3 separate regions of the Homo sapiens genome follow, and all the other regions are linked to region 2. The links are chromatin loops, found by intact Hi-C in ENCODE. Cell type or tissue: endothelial cell of umbilical vein. All regions are shown on one strand. Links, peaks and the distances in the headings refer to the core of each region. The heading gives the core; the rest is flanking DNA. Region 1 holds the start of LOC105374145 (a long non-coding RNA gene). Region 2 has its middle 77 kb from the start of PLSCR4. Region 3 overlaps PLSCR4 (phospholipid scramblase 4).

Region 1 (6,434 bases), core at 835-5,834, 140 kb after region 2:
TGTATTCCAAAACCTGCTGCATCATAATAAATATATCTATATATATTTAGCATAAGACGTGATATTTTTAATTTCTTTTTTAAAAAATTATATTTGTCTCTTAGAGTTAAAATTTTCTTTATATAATATTGTCATATGTCATAGTTTTAATACAATTCACATGATTTCTATGTTTCTTAATGATATTTTGTTGTGTAAAATTGATCGGATTGATTAAAAAACAAATTCTCTGGAATTTGTGCGTTCATGCTTTTTCGTATTCTTTATGGCTTTTAAATAAATATACAATGGTTAATAGTAAAACACTGTTTTATTTTTTGACTTTGAATCTTCAAATACTTTTTTCACAGGGATTTTGAAGTAATTTTTATTGATTATTAGGTTTATTCAAGGCCCTTGCTTTCTAATATAAATTTTAAATTATTTTTAATTTATATATTTAATATATATTTAATTTATATATTTTTAATTATATATATTTATATATAATATATATAATTTATATATAATATATATTATATATATTTTTATAATATATAAAAATATAATTTATATATTTTTAATTTAATAAATTTTAAATTATTAAAGTCAGCCGGGCACGGTGGCTCACACCTGTAATCCCAGCACTTTGGGAGGCCGAGGCGGGCGGATCACGAGGTCAGGAGATCGAGACCACGGTGAAACCCCGTCTCTACTAAAAAAAATACAAAAAAAAATTAGCCGGGCGCGGTGGCGGGCGCCTGTAGTTCCAGCTACTCGGGAGGCTGAGGCAGGAGAATGGCGTGAACGCAGGAGGCGGAGCTTGCAGTGAGCCGAGATCGCGCCACTGCACTCCAGCCTGGGCGACAGAGCAAGACTCCGTCTCAAAAAAAAAAAAAAAAAAAAAAAAAAAAAAAAAATATATATATATATATATATATATATATATATATAAAAAGTCATTTCTGTAGTGTTGCTTAGTGGTAACTAGCTTTCTTATATGACCAAGTTATTTGTAAATGCTTATTTCTAATCCTCCTAAGATACATTTAAATTTCAAGTATAATTTCAATGTCAGTATATCATGAAGGAAAATTGCTAGAATTTGTAACCATCAGTGAAGAATGCATTTTAAACATTTTTTCTAAATGACCATTTTTTCCAGAAATTATACAAAAATCAGGTTACAAGACTTATTTTTTCTGACCAACTAGATATTAAATCAAATTCAGGTATAGAATAATCAGAGTGATTCTAGAGTATGGTATATTGATCCTGTTGGAGCAGCTGGCTGCTTTTCAGTCTTTTTTTCCCCCAGTGTTCAAGGTCGGATTTAATTTATATTGAAAGAAGCAAGCTTGGAAAACCCATAAGAAGTCTGGATTTAATAAACTAATATCAAACTCATCTGTTTGGCTAGTGATAGCTAATGTTAAAAATGGATCTTTTTCCATAACTTCACAGAATGCATTTCCCATTTTCCTCTAGGCCTCTTAAATTGTAAATCTCAAAAAAGAGAAAAGCAGAGTGATACACTCCAAATCAGTCCAAGTGAGGCAGAATAATATACTATGTGATAATACTTGGCATGGTTAATAATAGCACATGGTAGGTATTTACTCAGTGTCTGCTAAATGAATTAAAATATAGTAAGTAGATATATATTTGAAATATTTGCTATAGTTGTCAGTAAAACTTCTTGTCATCCTTACCACTATTTCATTCCATCAATACTTTACTGAACATTTACTAAATTCAGACACTGAGCTATTTCTTAAGGCAGAGAGAAATACAAAGGTTAAAATATATAATTAATACTCTCAGGGGCTCACAGGCTAGTGGGCAAGATAGACTTTTAACTTCTTTTTTTTTTTTAGACAAAATCTAGCTCTTGTCCCCCAGGCTGGAGTGCAATGGTGCAATCTCAGCTCACTGCAACCTCCGCCTCCCGAGTTCAAGCGATTCTCCTGCCTCAGCCTCCTGAGTAGCTGGTATTACAAGGGCCCGCCCCACGCCCGGCTAATTTTTGTATTTTTAGTACAGACAGGGTTTCACCATGTTGGCCAGGCTGGTCTTGAACTCCTGACCTCAGGTGGTCTGCCCACTTCAGCCTCCCAAAGTGTTGGGATTACAGGCGTGAGCCACCGCACCGGGCCAGGATAGACTTTAAAACAAACAAAACACACATTTTTTAGGACAACAATGAACACATACTCAGTGGAATGTTGGCACACTCAATAAAGGCCATGTCATTAGCACCATCTCAAGTGCTGCATAATATATTTTTGTCCCATTTAATGAGACAGTTAAGGCAGGCTGTGCCATATGTCCAGCGGAACTTCCTGTTCCTGCTGGAGGTAAGTAAGATGCACTTTATAGCTATGTCTGCAAGCTGAATGCATGGTGGGTGTAACTGAAAATGTCAGTCTTTCTAATTTCATCAAGCAAAGCAGGGATCGATTGCTTATTATGGTAAACCATGAGTACAGGGCAGTGTCTGGTATATCTAAGATGCTCAATAAATATTGGTGAATGAATGAAAAAAATTCAAATATGTGTATGACACGGTGCTAGGTGTTCAAGAAGATAGAAAGGAACATGCAGTCTATCCCTCAGCAAGGATAAAGCAAGTAGATAAATAATTGTAGCACAAAGCTAAGTAATTATTACATAAAATAGTGTTTTTTTTTTTAAATGTGTATTACTGGATTCTCACAACTGTATCATGAGGTAAACATCAATCTCATTTTTCAGAGGAAGAGTAAACCTCATCAAGAGGTGATAGTACCAAGAAGATGAAATGCTATAAGGAGTCCCTGCTATAATTGTAATGAAAGAAAACCAAAGGGTTGGATAAAAGGTGAGATACACGAAATCTCCTAGAGCTAGAGGAGCTACTTCCACCTAGCGGTGGAACTTAGTTAATGCAAGAATTTCTAGAGCTGCGCAGTCTCAAGGTTCCAACCAGAAATCTGATGAGGCCAATCGTTGTAATCCTGTGTCCCAGCTGCCCAGAGCAGGTTCGTGGTGAGTGTTCACTAGTGTGTGTAATGAGGGTGGGGAAGGTGCTAGAGCTGGGGAGATGGTAATGCCTTTGCACATAGTATCTAAACAAAAAACTTAAATTGCAAATTCTGAAAACATGTACTGCCATTAGCTAGCTTAATAGTTGCCTATTACATTTCTTGCCGTTCTTACTTGTACTGCTCCTCAGCAAAGAAGCCAGTTGTGAAATCATGTAATTTGGGGATATATAATTGCTATCTTTACCCAAAGATTTAATTCTAGGCCAGATGTTGGACATTCATCTGGGGCACATGGAGAAAAAGCAACCTAATCATGAGATAGGTGGGATGATGCAACTACCTATAATAACAATAGTGAAAATGATGAAGACTATAAAACCAGCCAGCTCTATTTAATGCTTCCTACAAACCAGACGCTGTTCTAGTTCTAAAGACTTTCCATATATTAACCCATTTAATTCTCATAACCCTATGAGTTAGATTACTATAATGATTCCCATTTTACAAAATAGAAAATGAAGATTTAGGTATCTTGCACAAGGCCACTCAGCTAGCTGTATATCCACAAAGCCGTTATGTGACTGCCCAAAGCACTGAGAAGCAAAAAGAATAAAGCTGGAGGCATTACATAACCTGACTTCAAATTATATTACAAAGCTGTAGTAACCAAAACATCATAGTACCGGTATAAACATCCAGAGGCTACACTCCAAATTTTTATGCCCTGTTTTTCTTTCATCTCTGTGTAATATTTGGTTTCTTTGTCTGTTAACCCAGAAATACAGGGAAACAGAAATAGAGGAGAAAGGTGGCATGCTACTTCATGTGTTTTAAAATTTAGGACTATGACCGGGAAACGCAAGAGACTCAGAAGTCTTGTCTGAGGGTAGCTGTCTCCAGAGAGGCTTACCTTTGCTCCTATTGGTGCCTCAGTGGTGTTGCCAGCTGATGACCATTTTTTTATATTATTTCTTCAGTTTGGTGTTTCCCAAGTCATGTATGTATTTCAAATATGAACCCCTAAATGATGTGGACATATCCTGGTTTATGAATTCTCAGGGAACAAATTTTCCCTACCTGTAGCAGAGGTCAAAACAATCAAGCTTTCTCTTAATTTCTATTTGCCAATTTTTCTATCTCACTTTTTACACTGGAGTGTGTCCCTTTGAGACTTTCCACTTTACTGGGGGTCTCTCTTCTAATATCAACCCTTGCCTAAGCCCAAGACCTCACTTCCAGCCTCATGGTGGTGGGTAAAATCAAAGCCCCTTCCTAATAAACGTTGGTGACTCCTTCCATTTGAGAAGCCAAAGAAAATGCCAGACTAAGCTTAATAGTCAGACGTTTCCAATTTTTCTTTATTTTTAACTTCTGCTAAAATCTTGTACTCTCCCAAAATCTACACTTTGCATCTAAAAGCCCTTTGGTTATATTTCAGCCACACTTTATATATTCTATGGAAAGAGGGGTTTTAAGATTATCTAATTTGCAACATTGCTAGCAATGTGAGTGACCTATTTTTTTAAACTGCACATGATTTTTATGTGAAATATTCAGAGGAAAATTCTTTAACATAAATATAATCATATAATATTGAAACTTGCAACTTATTACTATTTGTTATACCTAACTTACAACTAAATATTTTCTCTTTGAGATGAGTTATCTATCATCATATTATTGAGTTCCAGATTCTCTTAAAATGTTTAATATTTCTAGTACTACTGTTAAGTAAAAGACATTTATTTAAAATTGTGTCAGCTCTTCTATGACCCAGGCTTAGGCAAATTTATTTTAGGAAATTATAGGAGCAATCTTTTCCTTAAACAGTTTTGAAAACATGTTGCTCAAATTGTCTTAGTTAACAATCACTAAACATAGTTTACATGAGTTTTAACTTTTTTCATTATAACAGATAAAAGATAACATAGTTAGAAATCAAACCATTTTAAAACCTCTTGATTTTACAGAAATAAACAAGTAGAGAGTGCCAGGGAGAAGCAAGTAGAGTGACAAAATATTTATCTCGCTTTGCTGCCTTTCCCCGCTCCATGTCAGAAAGCTGAATAAAACAAGCTACAATAGGGGGCAGCACCAGCTCATGGATTTTTTTGTTAAACTATGCTCATTTTTTAATCCAAGAATTTATCAGTACCAATCTATAAATTTTAATGAATAGTATCAGTGGATTTTAAAATCAGAAGAAGTGTTAAGGACCATCTGCTCTACATTCTAATATACAAATGAAGGAAGTGGGAGAGGCCCAGATTATGTGTCTAAAATTACATTGAGAATTAACTAGTAATCAAACCAGAACTAAAAACACAGATCGCCATTTTTATTCCAGTTTCCGTGCCGCCACAGCAAAAATTTAGCAGAGATTTAAAACATTTTAAAGCAACATCTTTCATAACATTGAGATTTTAAGCATGAAAAAAATAAAACCCAGTTTCAAATTATTCTAATGTTCAAAATCTTTTTTAAGCACATACTCATGGTGTCTACCTCAATAAATCAGATTAATTTCAGAGGTTTTCTAACTATAAAGGAGAAATGAAATTACTATGTTATAAAAACAACAACAAAACATTTAAAATGTGTATGTCCTAGGTAACATAGAGTATTTTTTATTTATTCCTCCACTCACACACTGATATACCTTTATCTTCTTCCGTAGTCACCATGCACATCTGAGTTCAATTTCTTTATTAAAATATGTATTTTTACATTTTTTGTTAAAAACTATTAATTGATAGATTTTCCTGCTTTGAAGGGATGTAATTGATAGTTAAAATGAGAATGTCAGATGGGCACAGACAGAATCAAGCCATTATTTGAATAGGAAAAGGAAAATATGGCTAATGGGCATGGAATACAATCTGCCCACATATGACCCAGGCTGCCTACTGGCCTGATAGATGACATCGAATGGACAATATGGCTGGGGATGTGGGGATATTTTTTCAAAAGTCTGGCAAATCAGATGACAGCCATGAAGATTTTTCCTGGCCATGTTCAGGGTTCATTTTATTCCTTTGAATTACTTAGATATTACTGTTTTTTTCTAATATTTATAACATTTCTATTTTTTTTTCTGTTTGTTGTGTTTGTGTATCTCTCTTAATTCTATATGGCTTTATGCATTTCTGTTTACAGAGTAGTCATGCTACCTGTTTGAGTTACAATCAGAGGGCCTGCCTGGACATAGAAATCAGGGAGAGATTATATCGTTTACTTCAATGATAGCTCTGTAACTTTCAAAAGGAAACTATGTTTATATTGCTGGTATTTTGAGAGATTACTTTGTCAGTGAAATCCATTGAGAAATAGGTATCGGAGGAAAACAGAAATCATTTTTATCCTGATAAGGCTGTTATAAGGATATGCCATATATTCTGGCAACAATAGGTTTGCAGAATGATATAGAAT
Region 2 (6,434 bases), core at 795-5,794:
GACCTAGCCTGCCTGTTAGTCTGACAGATAACATGGAATAGACAATATGTCTGGAGATGTGGGAATACTTTATTCATAGTTCTGGCAGATTCACAGTCAGTTATAAAAATTATTCTGGGGACTACTACTATATTTCCTATATCCTTGAATTGTTTATTCTTAGTTTCCTATATATTATAACATTTCAATATTTCTGTTTGTTTTCTGTGTCTGTATAGCTCTCTCTGTTCTGTCCGGTTTTGTGTATTCCTGTCTACCTGTAATTTTTGCCACTTGTTTGAGATATGGCCATAGGACCTTCCTAGATATGGAAATCAGAGAAATGTGGTGCTGTTTTCTTAACTGACAGCAAGCTAATATTGTTGGCCTTTTGAGAGATCATTGTATACTATCACTGTTCTTTGCCTGTGAATGAAATCACTTGAGAGATAGGCAAAGGAGTAAAACTGACTTCATCATTAACCTGATAAAGCTGTTTAGAGGACAAGGCTTCATTCTCTAGCAATAATAAATTTGCAAAAGGGTGCTGAATCAGAATTACTCTCACTGTCTCAGGCAGAGCTGGAAAAAAACACAGCCCTTTATTCTAGAGTCCTACCACCATAAACCTCACTCCCTGAAAAACCTAGGAATTCGCGCTGTCTGTTAACAGGCTGTCTCTCCAAAGAGAAACACAGCTGAACTTCTCATACCCAGTTGCTTTGCTCAAACTCCCCAAGAACAATCATTTATCCCTGATCCCTGAGGCAAGTAAATGAGGGAACAGATAAAGATCAGAAGTCTTCTCTAATGCCAGTATCTCTACATGGAAATATCAGCAATGGAGAGTAATTTTGGTAGAGGTATTGCTTGTTCCCTTAAGTCTCTTCTTCTCCCATAATATCTCTAATTTCACTGATTCCACATGAAACCTGGAATACACAGAATATTTCTGACCCTTCTATGTAACTAGGTTTGGAGATATGGTAAAGTTCTGTCCCATTAGATGTTAATTGTCTAGTGGGTACTTTAACAGATAATTGGCACATACCTTTCCTTGATTCTTTCCTTATTCCCGCTGGATACACGAGAAAACCATTGTTTTAAAAAATATGTCCAGGAGTTGATAAGCTTAACTGAGCAATTTATTTAAAGTTGAATAACCTAATAGAGTTTTAAAGTTTTTTTCTGGTTACTTTTATATAGTTTATATTTATATAGTTTATATAACACTGTTTATATTAGCATAAATGGAATCAATTATTTGCAAATGGTTTCCTATAATTTGGCATGTTGTTATACTTGAATATAAACAGGAAGAATTGCCTTCATACTATTGCTTCTCCTTTTTAATTTCCTCTCCCTTGATTTTCAGATGAAACAAGTCTTTCAGCATCTTCCTAAAATGTGAGAAAACCTCCCAAGCACCCGTAAAGTAATAAATGTAGAGTTATTTTCTCTTTAACTGGTTTACAAGTCATCAATGAAGAGACACCACTATGTAAAATTCATTTATCTGAATCCAATAGTATTTTCAGTTTGCCATACATTCCCAATAAAACATAATCATCCCTAGTATAGAAAACGTTGTCACCAAACAAACTCAAATTTCTATGGAGGACTAGTGGAGTGAGTTAGTACTACCAGGGGCTCCCTCAAACTGAAGACCACAAATGGCATGTAAAGGGAGAAACTAATATTTCGCACAGGCAGATTGTCGCATTAGAGCATGTGAACAGATTGCCAGGCAGTGTAGGCTAGGTTAAGCTACGGTGACAATCTCAAAGTTTTAGTGGCTTATAAAAATAAAGGTTTATTATTTACTTACATGTCCTTTGTAGGTCATCAAGATACTTTTGTTCATCACAGTCACTCAAGGACCTGCTGCAGAAAAGACTTAATCTTGACCCAGTCTTTCCTAAGTACTAAGGCAGGGGGAAATGGACACAGGCATGGGAAAGTAAATATGACAACACAGGCACTAGTTCTTAATATTTCTCCCCCAAAGTGACACACATTACTTACAGTTACAATTCACTGGCCAAAGCAAGTCATATGAATACAATCAACTTCAAATGACCAAAAAAATGCAATCTTACCATCTTCCTGGAAGGAGAGAAAATAGCTTGTAAATAGGACTAATGACTATCTCATATATGTTCTGTTTCTTATGTTTGTTTGGTTTGTTTTCACGAATTCTGCTTCACTGTTGGCTTTGAATTTATCATTTAATTTTTATCAACTAACATCGTAGTTTATTAAGGTTTATTTAGCAACTGAGTAATGGTAGTAAAAGGCCCTGAGCATTGATGTCAGTAAGGGAGATGAAAGACATATAGAGAAGTTGCTTGATTGCACACTAGCACAGGTGTCATAGATAAACCTCTACTCACTTCAAAATGTCGTCTGCCTTAAATGGTTAAAGTTTAGAAAACTGTTAAAAACCAAGTGTTGGTAAGAGTATAGAGTAACTTGACTTACACTTACTGTACATAAGACACAAACTTACTCTAAAATTCAGCCAGTTTACTCTTAGATGAATACTCGAAGTGCAAATGTTTACCAGATTTTGTGCACAATATTTGTAGTAGTTATATTCATAACACCAAATGCAAACATCCTAAATGCCATCAATAGAAAAATGGACAATTAATATGTATTATACTCACACAATGGAATACTGCAAAGGAATGAAAATGAGAAACTACTGATGTGCAATATAACATGGATAACCCTCAGAAGTTATCTCTATTAGTATGATCTCTCCAGAAAAATAGAATAAATAGGATAGCTTTAGACAAAGATGTACATGTAGGCTTATCATAAGAAACTGGCTCATGTGGTTATGAAGGCTGAGAAGTTCCATGATCTTCAGATAGAAAACTGGAGACACAGGAGAGCCAATGCTATAGTTCCAATCTCAGCCTGAAAGCTTCAGGTGAGCTGATGGTGCAGGCTTCAGTCCAAGCCCAAGTCTGAAGGCAAAAGAAGACCATGTCTCACATAGAGGACAGGTAGAGAGAGAGTGAATACTCTCCAAGCCTACCTTTTTGTTCTGTTTAGGCCTCCAACAGATTGGATGAGGTGCACCTACATTTAGGTAGACAATATGCTTTATTCAGTCTAACAGTTAAAATGTTAATCTTATCCATAAACACCTTCACACCCAGTATGTTTAACTAAATATCTCACTACCCTATGGTCCAGTCAAGTTGACACATAAAATTCACTATTACGCTTTATTAAATGAAAGAAGCAAGAGTCAAAAGAATATACCCTGGATGATTTCATTTGATGAGTTCAATATAGGTCAAAATAATGACTTGAAGATAGAAGCAAGCATTGTGGCCACCTCTTTAGAGTGTGCTGAATGGTATAGCACAGAAGAAAACATTTTGGAGTACTTCAAATGTTCCATATCCACCTAGTTGATACATGGATGTATGTATAACACTGAAAAAATATTTAACTTGCTTATTTAAATTTGCACACATTACAAATTATATGTTATACCTCAGTTTAAAAATGATATATTTGTCCTTTCACAAAAACAATAATTATTCAGCTATGCATAAATGAAAATAGCTCTGGGAGAGTTCAAGATTCTATTGAAGAAGTTGCAGCCACACAGTGGCGCAATAGAACCAAAAATAACTTCACAGATAGACTGGGAAGAACGGTTTCATTTAGCTACTTTTGTTTAATTCCTCAGGCCAGCACAGCTGCTCACCGTGAGAGGTCATCTTGGCCCATGAGTTCTCCTTATGAAGGAAAAGAGGATCAAGATGAACAACCAGTTTCCCCAGCTTTTAGGCTGAAGGAATTACTTTGGTTTTAACCCAGCCAGATTGCTAGGGAAATCAGCATAGCTGATATATTTGGAGATGGCTAGGAACAAGGGGGTAGGAGCCATTAGTATCAAGTACATGGCAGCAGGTGCTACCTCAGTTCTCAGTGGCCCGCCTTGCAGAGGACTCCAATAATGTCACCATTAAGGACCTCAACAACCTTTATGGCCACTGCAGACTCTTGAAACCTTCACCACAAAGGGGTCCATATTTTCCCTTTTCTGACCTCAGTTGCCTAAGCTGCAGCATCTGCTGCAACCACTGAAGGCACCCTAGCCAGTGATGCCATGGAGACTCCGGACCCAGTATGGCCACTTTGTATAAATGTATACAACTAGGCTCTGCTCCCATCACCAACCTCAGCTCCCATTGTAGTGGGCACACCTGCAGTTGGCCCCTGTAGCTAACTACAAGCATGTTGCCCACTTCAACATCCACCTACCCAGTCATGCTCACCACTTGACCAAGAGATGCCAGTGTGATTCCCAGCAACCCTAGTGGCCATCGTGGGCCCTATGTAAACATCAATTCCAAGACCACACATTTGTCAACATTGCATATTCCAGCTCCCTGATCACTGATCCACCACCACTTGCCCCAAACCCAGAGTTGAAGCACACTCCCACAGTTTTTGTCTTGAACACCACTAGACCCAGGGCCCAGAGTACACCCACAAACAACCCTACTTTTGGCATCCCTTCATCCTCATTCCTCCTCTGCAGGTGAAGGTTTTTCCTTACCAAAGCCAGTCCATAAAGTCTGTGATAGGTAACTGCTTCTCAAATGTGCAGACACCAACACAAAGAAACAAAGAACACACAAAAAAGGAGGGAAACATGAAATCATCAAAGGAATGTAATAACTGTCCAGTAATTGACAGTTATTCTAAAGAAGCATAGTAAGGTAAGAGAGAACATAGATTAAACATTTTTTTTTAATCAGTAAACAGCACAAGGACAAAGTGAGTAGGACAATATAAAGAAAATAGAAAAAAGAACCAAACAGATTCTGGAACTTAAGAACACAATGGCTATGCTTAAAAAAATAGAGTGCTTTGGTTGGGCGCTGTGGTTCACGCCTGTAATCCCAGCACTTTGGGAGGCCGAGGCGGGCGGATCAAGAGGTCAGGAGATCGAGACCATCCTGGCTAACACGGTGAAACCCCATCTCTACTAAAAATACAAAAAAATTAGCCGGGCGTGTTGGCGAGCGCCCGTAGTTCCAGCTACTTGGGAGGCTGAGGCTGAATGGTGTGAACCCGGGAGGCAGAGTTTGCAGTCAGCCAAGATTGCACCACTGCACTCCAGCCTGGGCAACAGAGTGAGACTCTGTCTCAAAAAAAAAAAAAAAAAAAAAAGAGTGCTCCAACAGCAGGCTTGATCATGCAGAAGAACGAATCAGCAAATGTGAAGGTTGACCACTTGAAATTATCCAGTAGGAAGAGAAAAAGGAAAAACAGTAAAGAAAACCTAAGTGACTTATGAAGCACACTGAAGTGAAAAAACACATTTATAATGCGAATTCAAGGAGAAGAGAAAAGGAAAAAAGTATAACTCTCATTTAAAGATATAATAACAGAAAGCATCCCAGATCTGGAGAGGGAAATAGACATCCAGACTGAAGAAGCTCATGGGACCCTAAATAGATTGAAAAGAGAGAGGTCTACATTCAGACATAACAAAATTGAACTGAGAAATTAAAAAACAGAAAATTTTGAAAGCAGCTAGAGTAAAACAACTCATCATACACCAGGGAAATCCTATGAGAATATGAAGTATTGCTCAATAGAAATTTTGAAGGCCAGGAAAGAGTAGAAGGACTTATTTAAAATACTAAAAAAAAAAAAAAAAATTGCCTACCCAAAATAACTAAACCCTAAAGAGGTATCCTTCAAGAATGAAGGGAAGATAGTCTTCCCCAGAAAAACATACACTGAATATAAATTTTCACTACTAGATCTGCTTTGTGAGAAATACATAAGGGAGTTTTTCAAGTGGAATTGAAGACACACTAAACATTAATATAAAAGCACATGAAAATATAAATCACACCAGTAAAGGTAAATACATAATCAAATACAGGATAATATAAAACTATTGCTGGTGAGCCAATTTTCTATAACCTTAATATGAACTTTAAAGAACAAAATATTAAAAATATAACCACAAAAATTTAGTAATTTATTCCTATATTAGTCTGTTCTAACACTGCTAATAAAGACATACCTGAGACTGGGTAACTTATAAAGACAAGAAGTTTTTTTTATTATTATTATACTTTACGTTCTGGGTTACATGTGCAGAACGTGCAGTTTTGTTACGTAGGTATACATGTGCCCTGGTGGTTTTCTGCACCCATCAACCCATCACCTACATGAGGTATTTCTCCTAATGCTATCCCTCCCCTAGCCCCCACCCGCTGACAGGCCTCAGTGTGTGATGTTCCCCTCCATGTGTCCATGTGTTCTCATTGTTCAACTCCCACTTATGAGTGAGAACATGCAGTGTTTGGTTTTCTGATCTTGTGATAACTTGCTGAGAATGATGGTTTCCAGCTTCATCCATGTCCCTGCAAAGGACATGAACTCATCCTTTTTATGGCTGCATA
Region 3 (6,434 bases), core at 787-5,786, 81 kb after region 2:
AATCCAATAAAATACATAACATTCTTCTAGGTAAAGATATCATTTCTCTAAAACAACGTATAAGTAGAATCCTAACTGAATATTTTTGTTACTGTTTTTAACTGTACTGTTTAGCTCATGTGGAAGAACAAACATATTAACGTTATGTATAATATATTACAAATAATAAAATACAAAATATATAATTATGTCTTATTTTATATATTATATATGATTTTAACATTTAATATTATACATACACACATATATATAGTGGAGACTTCTTCATATAATAAAAGGTGTTACAAAACTGTGGTGATTAAAAGACAGTGCAGTAGACCTACTACCAGATGTGTAAATGAAACTGAAGAGACATGGAAGAATAAAAGGAAAGCTGGCATTTGATAAGCATACATTTTAAATCACTGGGTGGGAAGAAGAAATAACATTTAATTGAATGTACTTGGACAAGCAGGAATTTGTTTGGGAAACCTAATAATAAAACTGGAACTTTTCCTCACTGTTAATAGACAAATGTAGTCTAGATGGCTTACTAGTTTAAATCTAAACATATGCAGCCTAAAAAGGGAAAAAGAAAGCCTGAATAGATATTTGTGCACATTGCATGTGGGAAAAGCATTTCTAAGCATAATACAAAAACCTAGACCCATTTAGGGACATGATTTTTATTAACATTTGCATCCCCCAAAAAAGATACAAACTGCGGACATTGTTAATAGAAAAAAAAAGATAATTTTGCTAATATACCTAGAAATCTTATTAATGACCTTCAAAATCAATGACCCAGTTAAGGATAAAAAGAGTCAACTCAAAGCAAAAGAAATGCAAATAATAAGCAGAGTGAATACTGTTAGCCACACTAATTATCCAAAACATATATGAAGTAAGACATCAATTTTTGCATTAATTTTACAAATTTTGAAAGTCTGATAACTTTAGGTGTTGTTGAAAATGCAGTGAGGAAAATATAATTTTACAAACTTTTAGTGGAAATGTGAATTGGTGAAGCTGTTTTAGGGTTAAAGCTGTTCAGATTTACAAATGTTCATTTACTTAACTGGAATTTATCCAGCAAAACATGCTCCCAAGTGTACAAATAAAAATCTCTGTCAAAGATGTTTAAAGTAGGATTGTTTACAATGTAGAAAACATGGATACAGCTCTGTAGCCATTGATTGGGAATTGGTTACATAATGTATGGTATATTCAAAGGTGGAATAATATACAGTTTAAAACATTGTAGCTCTAAATGTTCTAACTTGGAAATATGTCCAAAACATAAAGTTAAAACACAAAATGAAACAACAAGTTGAAACACTGTGTGTGTGTGTGTGTGTCTGTGTGTGTGTAGTGTAGTAATTATATTTTTGTAAATAATTTGGAATATAGGCTGAATTATATTGTGAGTAGTGATGTTTTACACACAGCCGAATTATATTATTATGAGTAGTGATGTTGTTTTACACATTTCTATAATGTATGCGTGTGTATAAGGAAAAATTGATAGTGATAGTAATTTATACAGAACATTGCCTTCTTGAATATATTAGCTGTCATTTACTACAGAAGAAATATATTTCACAAAACCTTTCATATTGTCTCATTTTTTTTCTTTTATAAGTGTCCTCTTTCAGCTGCTTCCTTTAAAATCCCCTTCCTTAATATTGATGTTTATGATGTTTATTGCAAGAACAGCAGTGAAGAATTTTGCTTGAGGGATTTCACAACCAGTTAACTTTTATAAACAAAAAATACAGCAATGTTCATACTCATATGTTCACCAGCATTGTGCTAAAATTCATTTTTATAGTACTCATTCTTCAGGATGAAAGAGATAGATATGCTAGTCCTTAAAAAGAAAAACATCTAAAGTTGGAAAAAAATTGTTTTTAATTGCATGGTAAGGCTGGGTGGCGGTAGCTCACGCCCGTTATCACAGTACTTTGAGAGGCAGGGGTGGGCAGATTGTTTTAGCCCAGGAGTTTGAGAGCAGCCTGGGAAACATGGCGATACCCCACCTCTAAAAAAATTTAAAAATTAGCCAGGCATGGTGGCACCCACCTGTAGTGCCAGCTGCTCAGGAGGCTGAGGTAGGACAATTGATTGAGCCTGGGAGGTCAAGGCTGCAGTGAGCCATTATCATGCCACTGCACTCCAGCATGGGCAACAGAAAGAGACCCTGCCTCAAAAATAAAACTGCATGACAAAAATGCAGTGAAGACAAATGATAAGTTTTGAAAAGATAATTTTAATATAAAATTTTAATACCTTTCATATAAAGAAGACAAATGAAAAGCTAACAAAAATGAACAAATGACAAACAGGCAGTTCACAGAAATAGAGTTGCAAATTGCTTTCAAACAAATAATAAAAGTGGCTCAGCCTCCTCATTATGAGATATATGGAAAATAAAACCAATTTTTTTTTTTTATATATCAGATTGACTACTACAAAAATGTTGATAAAATACTGTATTAGGAATGTAACTTTTTGTCTGGGGTCTAAATTGATTCAAATTCTTTAGAGTGCAGTTTGATAGTATCTTTAAAAATGTACAAAACTTTGATCCATCAGTTCTGCTTCCAATAATTTAATGCACAGATCCACAGGAAGAAAATATTTTTTTCAGCATTTTTGGTAATAGCCTAAATTTGGAAACGATTTAACTTGTTGTCATTAGGCAGCCAGTTAAATACATTATGTTGCAGCCATTAAAAAGAATGAGGTTATATGGACTGAAATGTAATTAACATCAAGACATTTTAATAAATGAAAAGAAAAAGACACAGAAAAGTATATAGATGATTGCCATTTTATAAAAACTGTGTGTATTAGTTTATATATGCTTAGAAAATCTATTGGAGGAAAAAAAATCTAATGTCTGTGGTTGCCTTTTCAAATGGGAAATGGGAATTGGAGTAGGTGGGATTTTTTTGTATAAATGTATTGTGTAAATGTATGCACTGCCGACTCCTTGAATTATATTTGTGTTTGTTTGCACATAACATCTGTTTTTTAAAAGTCTGTTTTCATAAATGTAAAGTTTCTTATCAAAGTGACTTAACTGTATGCAACATGACATCTTGTTTTACTACAATTTTAAATACTAAAAGACTAGCTGTAAAATGACACAATGAGGCGTTCTTGGTAATCATAGTTGGCATGGTAATGTTTCCTTAATGTCTTATATAAACATCATGAGAATATTGTTCTGATATTTTTCTACTCTAAATAACAAAAACATTTCCCTTTTGAAAGCTAAAAAGGAGACACCTGATATTCTCTTTAAACAATTTGAACTAAATTAATATATTTAATAAAGGTTATGTATGGACTGTGGCTATCAATTTGCTTTCATTTAATCTTATCTTTTATTTTATATTAAAGCCAAATAGCTAACCTCCAAGATCCTTCACACTTGCTAAAAAGAATGAAATATTCTACCATACACTTTTTCTTTTGAAGGAGTCATGATGTTAATAAAATAATAAATATATTGATATAGGTTATAAAAACAACACAATAAAAATCTTAGGTTTTGCCCTTGTAATTTGTTGAACATTAATCACTCCCTAAGTTTCTTCTAGAATTGATTTTATGCAAAGATACAATTAAATACATATATGTTAACATGTAATTATAATGAAGATACTGTGTATCTATGGGACATTCCTGCTGCAGCATATTTTATCAACATGGACCTAGGTTTATCTTTTGTGCAAGCCTGGAATTCGTTTCTCTAATTTCAGCCCATGTGACAGAAACTTACTAAGTTTACAAGATGTCTACAGAAATGACTGAATCCTTCAGTCATTGGACTTTAATCCACTCATATTGAGCCCACTGAACTATCCAGTTCCCTATAGCCAAGAAACCCATAAAAGTAATTAACACAGTCCACCATAGGAGCCAAGAAATTTGGCTTAAAGTCTATAAAGAGGATTGTACTTGGAAAGGTGTGCATAATATTTCCTCTTTGATGAACATGCAGGTCTTTTTAGTTACAGATTCACTACAAGAGAGTACATTGTCAGGTTTTAAAAATTATTTTAAAAACTCAGTTTATATAATTTATTATACATTTATTGTAGAAAATTTAAAGAGGAAATGTTTATATCTTAGCATGTTTCCTCCAGTTTCCATATTTTTTAAAAACATTGCTATCATTATAATTATCCAGATTATATGTTTAACATTTGAATGTAAACATTTAATGATTTTTACAAAACTGTTACTATATTTTTAAAGGAAAATTATTTTATCATAATGTTTCATGATAATGTGTTTACTTAACAATTGTGCTTGATATTTATGTAGTTTACAATCACTACTATTTTCGTTTTGCATTCCTTCTGTGAAAATGAGAATGTATCACTTAAAAATATTATATGGCATATTTTGGATTTATTTTGAATTTGGTATAGAGGAAATTTACTTGGGTTTACAAATGAGATTTGAGAAAAAATAGATATGTCTTATATTGGTAAACTGAACATTTGATTGAATGTATTATGATTCCTACAGCAGATAGGTTTTTATCTGAATGGGGTAAAATTTCATAGATCTGTAACTGAGGGGGTGTGTGTTGGGGCCAGGAGGGGATATATTAAAATCATCTGGGAAATGGCTTCCATTTTCTTTCCTTATCCATAGAAGCAATGATCCTTTTAAGCTTTATCATGAGACTGCAACAATTCGGTAACATCTTCATGCTTCACTTCTAACTCTTAGTTCTCTTGCTATTCTCTCACATCTGCAGGTACTTCATCCAATGAAGTCTTGAACCACGCAAAATCATCCAGGAGGGTTGGAATCAACTTCTTCCAAGCTCCTGTTAATATTTATATTTTGACTTCCTCCCATGAATAACAAAAGTTCTTAGTGGTATCTAAAATGGTGAATCCTTTTTAGAAAGTTTTCAATTTACGTTGCCTAGATTCATCAGAGGAATCTAGGCCTAGCTTTTGGCCTGTCTTTGCTTTCAGCATGCCTTCCTCATTAAGCTTAATCTTTTCCAGCTTTTTGACTTAAAGTGAGAGATGCACGAACCTTCTTTTCACTTGAATATTTAGAGGCATTTGTAGGCTTATTAATTGGCCTAATTTCAATATTGTTTTGTCTCAGGGAATAGGGAGGTCCTAGAATAAGGGGAGAGATGGGAGAATAGTTGCTCTGTGGAGCAGTCACAACAACACTTACTAAGTTCACCATCTTATATAGGCATGGTTCATGGGGTCCCAAAACAATTATAATAGTAACATCAAAGATCACTGATCATAGATCACCATAACAGATTGTTATGAAAAAGTCTGAAATATTGTGAGAATTACCAAAATTTGACAAAGAGACAAACTGAGAAGTTGCTGTTCTGCAAAATGGCACTGATAGACTCCTTGATACAAGGATGCCACAAACCCTCAATTTGTTTAAAAAAATGGAGTATCTGTGAATCACAGTATAGCAAAGCACAGTAAAACAAGGCATGCATGTACATAATGAGGTATCTTGAGAATGGGACCCAAGTAAACATGAAATTCATGTTCCATTATGTTTTAAACATATAGCCTGAAGATAATTTTATACAATATTTTTGATAATGTTGTGTATGAAACGTTTACGTACGTTGAACCATCAGAAAGCAAAGGTATCAGTATCTCAATCACCCATGTGGACAATCTGTGGTTATTTGACGTCACCATCATTCCTGACTCTAAATTCATTATGCTACTGATAAGTAATCATTTTCTTACATTACTCACAAATAAGTGCTTAACAGTAAAAAATAGGATGTATCATTAGTACAGTGAAAAGAGAATGCGTTCAGGGTAACTAAGCAGCACAGTAGTATCTCCAGAATGCCTGTGTCGGAAAGCCACCAATAAGCAATGGCAGGCTTTCATTCTTTACCTACAATGCTGTATTTTGATTACAAGGTTATCATTCACTGAATTTTATTATTTTAAGTGAGAAGAAATATCAGAAGTAGCCAAGTGACCAGCAAGTGTTTTCTCTACAAATGAGGAAGCATTCTGATGGATGACTTTTCAGAATGTTTCCTCTGGAGTCCGCTGTCTCATTAACAATGGTTTTTGTCTTAGAAGTCTCTGTTGATTTTACAGACTGACACAATTTCTTATTCTGTGATGAATGAATGCTCTTAGAGTCCTTCAGTAAACCCATCACATATTTTCACCATGTCATCTATAGGCACTTTGCAGTTTTAACAGTGTCCTCATCATCTTTCACTTGTGACATCATGTTGGTGCTGAAAGTTTTGGATTTTTGAGCATTTCAGATTTTGGACTTTTGGATTAGGGTTGCTTAGTCTATACAGCATTTTATGTGCCCGAACTCTGCATGAATATTATAATCTTTTCTTAAAGTTAGAGATTGGTTCATCCTTTTTGTTCATTTCTTTGTTTTCAAGAATAAAT

The links. A loop is a pair of places that touch in the nucleus more often than their neighbours do. Peaks named below come from ENCODE experiments on the same cell type or tissue, not always from the same donor. Only the 100,000 strongest peaks of a DNase experiment are listed, where the experiment ranks them.
Region 1: it touches region 2 in a loop (15-fold over the local background); 27 of 110 quality-filtered maps call a loop at or near these places.
Region 3: a loop joins it to region 2, with 6 times the contacts of the local background. A loop is called at or near these places in 3 of 110 quality-filtered maps.

The regions. Positions count from the first base shown.
Region 1 is chr3:146,186,204-146,192,637 of GRCh38, reverse strand. It overlaps LOC105374145 (a long non-coding RNA gene), which reads left to right and starts at 2,100. Exons shown (of 2, transcript XR_001740949.2): 1 at 2,100-2,839. PLSCR4 (phospholipid scramblase 4) reads left to right here. Exons shown (of 9, transcript NM_020353.3): 9 at 1-303. In endothelial cell of umbilical vein, for the core only: CTCF peaks have their summits at 2,909 (motif pointing left) and 5,085 (motif pointing right); DNase peaks (open chromatin) are centred at 2,857 and 5,071; H3K27ac peaks cover 919 bases.
Region 2 is chr3:146,324,533-146,330,966 of GRCh38, reverse strand. No RefSeq gene overlaps it. Among named protein-coding and RNA genes, the nearest start is that of PLSCR4, 77 kb to the right of the region's middle. In endothelial cell of umbilical vein, for the core only: a CTCF peak has its summit at 3,598; a DNase peak (open chromatin) is centred at 3,656.
Region 3 is chr3:146,243,393-146,249,826 of GRCh38, reverse strand. The region is part of intron 1 of PLSCR4 (phospholipid scramblase 4); the gene reads left to right. Among named protein-coding and RNA genes, the nearest start is that of PLSCR4, 4.5 kb to the left of the region's middle. In endothelial cell of umbilical vein, for the core only: no CTCF peak of the experiment used is centred there; a DNase peak (open chromatin) is centred at 3,136; H3K4me3 peaks cover 2,214 bases; H3K27ac peaks cover 1,976 bases.